2 separate regions of the Mus musculus genome follow, and region 2 is linked to region 1. The links are chromatin loops, found by intact Hi-C in ENCODE. Cell type or tissue: gastrocnemius. All regions are shown on one strand. Links, peaks and the distances in the headings refer to the core of each region. The heading gives the core; the rest is flanking DNA. Region 1 overlaps Tgfbr2 (transforming growth factor, beta receptor II). Region 2 has its middle 67 kb from the start of Gm4668.

Region 1 (4,392 bases), core at 136-4,135:
CTATCTCACCATGGATCACAGGCTCTTGCCCTACAGCTAATTCCTTTTGACGGTTTACAGCCTCAGCCCTCAGATGCCAGGTCCCCCTTCAAAACTTAGGCAGGAAGCCAGAGACTGGGTCAACTGCAGCCAAGGGGGTAGTTGTTCTACAGTGGGCATCTAGATTCTCACTTAGTTGGTAGAATGCTTGTTCAGAGTACACAGAGCCCTGGGTTCTATCCCCAAACCATATAAACCAGGCGTAGTGTCACATAACTGCAATCTCAGTGCTGGAAAGGTAGAGGCAGGATGATCAGGAGTTCAAGGTTAACCTTAGCTACATAGTGAGTTTGAGGACAGCCTGGGCTTCAAGGGCTACTGACACAGGAGGAAAAGGGGAAAGAGAAAGACCTGGTCCAGAATGAGTCCGGATCCACCAGGCTTCAATGTAAAACAGAGTCCTCCCCAGGTACAGGCTTTCAAATTAGCTGGACCTCAAAGGTAAAATTTTTCATCTTCATAAAGTCAGGTCAAATCTATTCTGCTTTAAACCACCAGCAGTTGTCTGAGCCCCAGACCTATGTGATGGTCCTGTATGCTTGGAATTTGAATTTTACAATAGACTTCACTGCACTATACAATACATTGTGCAGTTTTACAATAAACACATGTTTATTGTATTGTATTGAACGTGATGCAGCTGAATTGCTAGCAATACCAATGCCTAGGCTACCCTGGTTCTCATGACCGTGATATCACTGTCAGGCTGGGAACTGTAGATCACCCACGGGCAAAACACTCCCTGTTCCTGTCTTGATTTTCTGTGGCACGAAGACCATCAAGAGACACAATGCACATTTCCATGAAAAACATCCCTTTAGCAGAGAGTAATATGTACAGTGAATATGCATAAGGAGAAATACAAAATGCAATAAATCCATAGCAGATCATACAAAGCACATAAACCAACCAGGGGTGACCCACTGCAGACATCTGAAGGGTGAAGTTTCCTCCACTCTCAAATATGACGTGTCTTTAACCCTTCAGCTTCTCTATGAAGACCCACTTACACACACACACACACACACACACACACACACTCACACACACACTCTCACACACTCACTCACTCACACACACTCATACACACTCACACACACTCACTCACACACACTCACACACACACACACACACACACACATAGCCTCCACCTATTTATGAGATAGAGAATTATAAGAATTATCTTCTAGGTCTCTTTCTATGATTAAATAAGTAATGTCACCCTTCTTCCTAACTGCACTCAGGATAAGCCCAGGCATTCCTGCAGCTTCCTAAACCCCTCAGCAAACCCCACCCAGAAATACGGTGACCAATCACTCTCTTGTCCTGTCGGAGGTGAGGTGACACGCTCCTGTGGGAGGAAGGACAAGCTGTGAACACCAGGCGGTTACTGCTCATCTCTGGGCTGGTTCTGAAAACTATAGCGTCCGCCATCCAAAGATCCACAGGAGCAGAATGCAAAACCTTGCAGAGGGTCAGGGTTAAACTTTTATATAGCACTTGGCTGAATATGCCGAGCCAGGGTCAGGAAGTACAGTTTCGCATAGCCTATTTTGAAATGCCTTGGTGGTTTGCATCTGACCTAAATAATCCCCAGGATGCTCTGTGATAGACAGCCAATTTCGGATGCACATACTTCCCTTAGATGCACTGCTCAGAAACCAAAACATAAAGCCTAGGTGGGTAGGAAACATAAACATTCGATTCAAGATGGGTGTGGTGGCTCATGCTGGAGGAGCAGAACTTGAGAGGCTAAGGCAGGAGGATTACTACAAGTGTGAGGCCAGCCTGGTCTATATTCTAGATCACAGAATAAAACCTTGTTGATTCTATGTTCTTCAAAAGCAAACGAACAAACAAACAAACAGCAAAACGTGACAAAACCTGTGTATAAATTCAACATTGTATTTTGTAATTATTGTTTCCTTTCTACAATGTTTGAGAAAATGGAGGAGGAGGAGGGGGAAAGGAGGAAGATGAGAGAGAGAGAGAGAGAGAGAGAGAGAGAGAGCGCTAGCATTTGCAGGGTAATTTTGTAGGTGAAAACCTCGCTAAAGTCAAAACATCTTTTTCTATCTTTGGTCAGAATATAGGCATCAATGTCATAGCATAGAAATAGCCAAAGCGGGACCCCGAGGCACAGGTACAGACCCCAAGGCCTGGCTATTAAAGGCTGAGGCAAAAGCAGTGCAGGCTGAGGGCAGCTTTGCCCCAGGGGACTTAAGTCCTGCTACAAAAGTAAGAGAGAGATGGAGATATACCAAGGCCTGAGTCCAACCGCAGGTGCTGCAAGAGCAAACCAATAGCCAAGTTAATTCAGATGCTCTGACCACTCAGGACCAAATACCCAACACAGCAGGGGCCCTCCTGGGTATGTAAGCCTGTGCAGCAGTCACACTCACACTAGCCCCAGCAGGATGAAGGGAGCTGGTACAGCTCGGAGAATGAGCTGTCGTCCCGGGGCAGCCCTGGAGACCAGCCTCTGACTGACAGATCCTGCTTGCCCTGGAGCAGCTAACGAGGCTCAATGAACTCGGGAATCACACAAAAATCACTGCTTGCTGTGCTCGGAGCTGAGAGAGGACAGAGGAGGGGGCGCTTGGCTCACCTGACATGTTCAAAGCAGGTTTCCTTACGAGGCCCAAGGAAGGTCTTTAAAGATGAGAAAAATTAGTCAGATAGGTGATCCAGAGAGAGGTTCCAGAGAGGACCAGCTTCCTGAATTGAGGCCCGGGAGGCCCTAGTGGTTGACAACATCCTAATGCTGTGACCCTTTAATACAGTTCCTCGTGCTATGGTGACCCCCCCCCCCCCGACACACACACATACACACCATAAAAGTATTCCATTGCTACTTCTTAATTGTAAATTTGCCACTGATATGAATCAGTAAATATCTGACAATGCAGGATATAAGATCCACGTCTCTGGCCAGGCGGGTTCTCCACTCACAGCTTGAGAACTGCTGCTCTCAGCCTTGGTAAGACACAAAGTCAGAAAGAATGGTATAGGTGAGGAGGTTTGTCAGGTGTGACTGAGAGAGACATCCAGAGCCGCCTGTGGGGCCTGGGATGAGGCACCTGAAGGCATTACTTTATTCTGTCTTCCCACACATTATCCAGTGAGAGCCAAGGAATTCTAGGCTGCCCAGCCAGCGAGGGAGAGGTGGGACTGTAATCCAAGACACCCTGATCTTCAGTGTGTGGCTCTCACTCTACCCTGGCCCATCCAACAGAAAGACGGGCTGGACACGCTTTGGTCCAGTTTGCATAAGAAGAGTGAAGGAGAACTGTGGATCGTCTAGGGCTGAAATACAACCAGGCAGAGATGGCAAGGTAAGAACTCAGCAAGGAGAAACTCACGCAGAGGCACTGAGAAGGAAACATCCAATGTGAACCCCCTCTTGTGCATTCAGCAAAGCATGGGGTTAGGGTATGGGGGGGGGCGACGGGACTAGAGCAACCAAACAGGACCTAACAGTGTTCGAATCCCCAGCGTGTCCTGTGCTCTGTCTGTGACACGATTCGGGAGCTCAAAGAAACAAAGTGACAACAACTCTGCTGCACTCATCTGGGGTAGCTTCCTCTCAGTCTATACATCCCCATTTAGTAAATACCCTTGAGAAGGAAGAATAGTAAGGCAGTTTGGGAGATAGCATTCAGAAGTTTCCGTTATTGATTGGGAAAATAGAATTGTTCCCAGGGGCAGAGGACCTGAATTCGGTTCCCAACATCTATCTACACTGGGTTGCTTACAACCATCTGTGACCCCAGCTCCAGAGGATCCAACGCTTTCCAGCCTGCTCAGGTCCCTGCACACGCGACAGTCTCCTACATACATCCACAGCTGCCACACAATGAAATAAATAAAACCTAAATTTTTAAATAGTTATTCATCAATGTAAGGAAAACTGTAAAGTCCGGTTTAGGGCAGAAACTGAATGAAACAGGAGGTAGGGAGGCCACTGAGGACCTGGGGAAGGTGGGCATTTAAAAAGGAGTCCTCAATGTGGGGTGCTATATCAAAACAGAGGCCGAAAATTGTAGCCCTGGTTAGCATTTTCTGCATAATCCACTTGTTAAAAACAAGATGTCATTAAAGGAAGTGCCCTGGGGCTGAAAATGCACCTTATGTGGGGGAGGGGAGAGTAGGTCCAAAGGATTAAAGGACTAAAGATTTTTGGTCCAGGACCTGGATAGGTGTAAGGACATCCTTAAAGAACCTATAGGGCTCCGTGGTCCCTGTGACACTAGGGCCAAGGTCTAGTCCTCTGTGAGGACTCTTCCGTAGGCATCTAAAAAGTCAAAATCATATTTTTTGAAGTCTGATGCATCCAGAGTACATTTTCCCCTC
Region 2 (4,392 bases), core at 323-4,322, 86 kb after region 1:
ATCCGCTCTGCCACAGCTCCCCCTCTGATTAGGTATCAGCTGACAGTCTCTCAGGCAAGTCTTCCAGACGCTCGCCTACCTGAAGTTTTCCTCCTCTGACCCGGAGGTCATTGCCCCTTCCACGTCCACCCTGCCAAAGTCACACATTCTGTTTTCCTTTCCTTATTTACCCATTCATAATTTCATATACTTACACAATACATGCTAATCTTAATCCTTGCCATTATCCTCTCCTATCTCTTTCCCCCTCCCACAGAACTCCCTCCTTCCCCACTCTGTGTGCCATTTCATGGGGTACCTGCGTGAATGTGGGTGGGGGGTTATTTCTTAGACCACTCACTGAGCAATATGACACCCCCCCCACAATCATTAATTACCTGTGGCTGTTCAGAGAAAACTCTTTTCCCAGAGAATTCAGATTTCTAGTTCCTTCTCATACAATGAATGGTTGTTGTTGTTGTTTGTTTTTGTTTCTTGTTTTTTGCTGTGTGCTTTGGAAGTAAAGACTGATAGGCCGAAAAGTCTCTCGGTTTTGTTTGTTTGCTTTGGATGTTGGGTCTCAAGTAGCACAGGCTAGCTCCAAGTTTGTTATGTAGCCGAGGATGACCTCGAACTCCTGACTCTCCGGTCTCCCCTCCCCCTCATGGTTACAATCAAGCAACACCATGCCCAGCTTTTGTAGTAATGGAGGAGATCCAATCCAGGCGTTGAGCATGATAGGTCAGCTCTCTACCAACTGAGTTAACATTACCCTGCAGTCTGAGATATCGCTCTGAAATATGATTTGACTTTTTTTTTATGACTAGTTACTTAGTTACTTATTTTTTAAAGGAAAAATAAAATAACTTGCTGGCCTAAATATGATTTCTTTTAACCAGGTCTCATGCTGAAGTTGACCTTGAACGCAGTATTAACGGACTCAAACTCCTGGTCCTCCTGCCTCTGCAGTCAGAATACTGAGATTAGAGAGTGTACCACACCTAGTTTCATGCAGTGCTGGGGATCGAGGCCCGCAGCTTCATGATCTCTGAAGGAAGCACAGTATTAACTGAGTGACAGCCCCAGGCCACAATTACTGTCATGTCTTCAATGTAAGAATTCTAGCCGGGCACGGTGGCTCACGCCTGCAAGCCCAGCACTCCACTATGGAGGCTGAGGCAGGAAGATTGTTGGGAATCTGAGGGCAGCCTGGGCTCCGTGATGAGACCTTATAGCAGACCGAATCGGCAGAGTGCTGTAATGACGAGCAGCAATGAGACAGTCCCCGACAGCCACAATCCGAGTCTGACCAGCACACAACTGCTCCAGAGCTGGTGGGAGGCAGGCGGGGTGGGGAGGGGGGGAAGCTGGTTTGAGAAAGATGAGCCTTGTCACATTCTGAGACCATGTCTGAAGGAAAACAGGAAAAACAAAGTACTCTTTCCAGGGTCACAGGCTCAGCTGTTTTTGAGGTGTTTTGCAACAAATGGCAGAGGTCACTTCCATGGGCCTGTCAGTTGTCAGCCAGGGAGACAAGGCTGAGTCCCACCTAGACAGTTGTCTGCTAGGGGTGGAGGGCCTCGGTACCAGCAGACTCTGCATTTCCTCAGGGGCTCAGTAAGATTAAATTTGGTTCTCTTTCATTGCTTTCCATAAACAACTTGACTTTTTAGGTTTCAAATTTTTGTGTGATTTTGAGTCTCCACTAAGGGATAACACACACACACACACACACACACACACACCCCTCTTTGTGGTCCATACTGACCTTGAACTTGGTATGTAGCTGAGGCTGGCCCTGAATTCCTTCCTCCAGCTTTGAAGTGGTGGAGTTCCAGGCACTGACTTGCCTCAGCCTATGTGTGCTGGGATTACAGCCACACAGCACCATGGCCACCTCATGCAAGAGTCTTAAAGGTCCAACTTGAGATCTTTATGCAGATAGACAAGTTATACAAAGCTTGGGTGCTTCTTAAACCACTGGTTTCCCTTAGGTTTCTTACAGCCTGATCGCTAAGCTTCGGAGTTCCTCGTTTGCCTGTTTAACCTGCCGACTCACTTTGTGAGGAGTCTGGGTTCTAACTTTTTTAATTCAACATAACACCTATGACATCCATTTAGGTAGCAGTGTTGGGTTGTCAAGCATAAGCCACCAAGAGCAGCTCCATATACACATCTCAGTCCCAATCCTCTGACACGGTAGAGACATGATAAAAGGTTGTTAGGATTTTTTATTGTTAGAAGCAGTGAGCTATTAAAGTGGTACAGACAGACAAACAACACCTCTACCATCAGTATCTCATTCTATCATCAAAAAAATCGCATGAATGTCCCAAGAATGGGATAGAGAGATGGCTCAAGGTTAAGAACACATACTGTTTTTTGCAAAGGACCCAGGCTCAGTTCCTAGCACCCATATCAGGCAGCTCACAACTGCCTGGAACCCAAGATCCAGTGGATCTGATGCCCTCTTCTGGCTACTGCGGGCACCTGCACTCATGTGCACATACCTCCACACACACGTGGAACCGAAAAATAAAAAGAAGTCTGGAAAAAGAGAGAATGTCACAATGAAGCTTTGCAAGGTAAATCTTGGTGCTATCGAGACAGTTCTGGGGGTAACGGTGCCTGCTGGCATACCTAATGACCTGGGTTCAATCCCAGGAGCCCACAAGGTGGAAGGAGGGGACCAACTGATTCGTATAGATTGTCCTTCATGTGTACTCCCTGGAACACCTGCTTCCCTACCCCTCACAATAAATAAATCAATGAACAAGTGGATTAAAAAAAAAGATAAACCTTGCAGTGTGTATCAATTTTTGTCATTATGAAGAACACCAGAATCATCACCTAATGACTTGTAACTGTTATATACATTCTAACTATTAAATCCCCATAAAAAGATTTGAAGCACCTACAAAGTTTCATGCTTGATTATAATCTCAGTGAATCAGACAGCCTGTCTTCACGATGGCTATGGAGGAGACGTTGGAGGAGGAGAGAGAAGAAAGCATAAAGATGCATGTGAGATTATCATATTTGAGTGACAGCAAGGGCACCCGGCTTCCTCAGGAGGAGGGAATTGGGGAGCTACGGACACTGGCAGGGGTTAGACTGTCAGGTAAGGGTTCAATCCCATACATCAGTGTCAGGGAGTCTCCACAGACCCTGTGGGATGTGAGGGGCACAAAGACTTCTCGAAGGTCACTCACAGACAGAACCCAGCGTGCACCGAGTTTCCATGTAGTTTTCTTTTAACCTGACTCGACTTGATGTATCCCAACTCCACCACCAAGGTTGAAGTATCATTTAATATTAATGAATTTAACTCAGCAAAGTAAGAATTTAGAAAGTAGGCTATAAAGCGGTTGTTTCAGTTAGGATTTTATTTGCTTTGATAAAATACTATGACCAAAGCAATGTAGTCATGAAAGGGTTTATTTAAGCTATACTTCCACAACACTGTTCATCATCAAAAGAAGTCAGGTGGCTTTTTCAGCCTGCTTTCGAATAGAACCCAGGACCACCAGCCCAGGGGTGGCTCCACCCACAATAGGCTAGGCCCTCCAAGATCAATCACTAATTAAGAAAATGCTCTTACAGTCTTGCCTACCACATAATGTTACGGAGGTGTTGGGGTTCTGTCCTCTCAGATGACTCTACTCTTGGTCAAATTGACATAAAATTAGCTAGTTTGGAGTGAAAATATGCTGAACTCACAACTATACTAACTTTGAGGGGGTATACACTTTTACAGGCAGTCACACAATTGAAGATGTTTCTGATAGGCGTCAACTTATAAACCTCCCAGTGACAAATCGGTCCTGGTCACATCTCCATGGCTGTGAAAAAGCTTTCTGAACAAAAGCATCTTACGCTTCCCGGTTACATGCCATCATAGAGAAAAGTTAAGGCACAAACTCAAGGCTGGCCTCTTTGCTATTTCATGCAGTAATACCAGGCAGAGTTACCCAGGGAACTCATTAACAGCCAATGAAGTGGTAGGATTCTGGAGGAATGATGCTCTTTGGCTTGCTCACTCACAGGCTTATCCTAAGCTAGCTTTTCATATCTCCCAGGACTTCCTGCCTAGGGATGATGCTACCCACAGTGGGCTAGGCCTTCCTGTATCACCGAGTAATCAAGACAACCCTGCGCAGACATGCCATAGGTCAATGTGTTCTAGACAATTCCTCAATCCAGGCTTTCTTGTCAGATGACCTAGGCTGTGTCATTAACAATTAAGGCTAAACAGTATCAAATTTGATTAACATAAGATGGCTATGATGCCGAGGGACTTGGCAATTCTGGGGATCCAGGTATGGTCACAGAGTTCATCTTTGCCTAACACCAAGAGTGGAGCACCATAGACCAGAAACACAGCTCTATTGATGCTCTGGATCTATCACTAAC

The links. A loop is a pair of places that touch in the nucleus more often than their neighbours do. Peaks named below come from ENCODE experiments on the same cell type or tissue, not always from the same donor. Only the 100,000 strongest peaks of a DNase experiment are listed, where the experiment ranks them.
Region 2: it touches region 1 in a loop (21-fold over the local background); 4 of 42 quality-filtered maps call a loop at or near these places.

What each region holds. Positions count from the first base shown.
Region 1 is chr9:116,167,610-116,172,001 of GRCm38, forward strand. The region is part of intron 1 of Tgfbr2 (transforming growth factor, beta receptor II); the gene reads right to left. Among named protein-coding and RNA genes, the nearest start is that of Tgfbr2, 5.6 kb to the right of the region's middle. In gastrocnemius, for the core only: no CTCF peak of the experiment used is centred there; a DNase peak (open chromatin) is centred at 2,452; H3K4me3 peaks cover 1,896 bases; H3K27ac peaks cover 3,261 bases.
Region 2 is chr9:116,253,889-116,258,280 of GRCm38, forward strand. No RefSeq gene overlaps it. Among named protein-coding and RNA genes, the nearest start is that of Gm4668, 67 kb to the left of the region's middle. In gastrocnemius, for the core only: a CTCF peak has its summit at 2,456 (motif pointing left); no DNase peak of the experiment used is centred there; H3K27ac peaks cover 90 bases.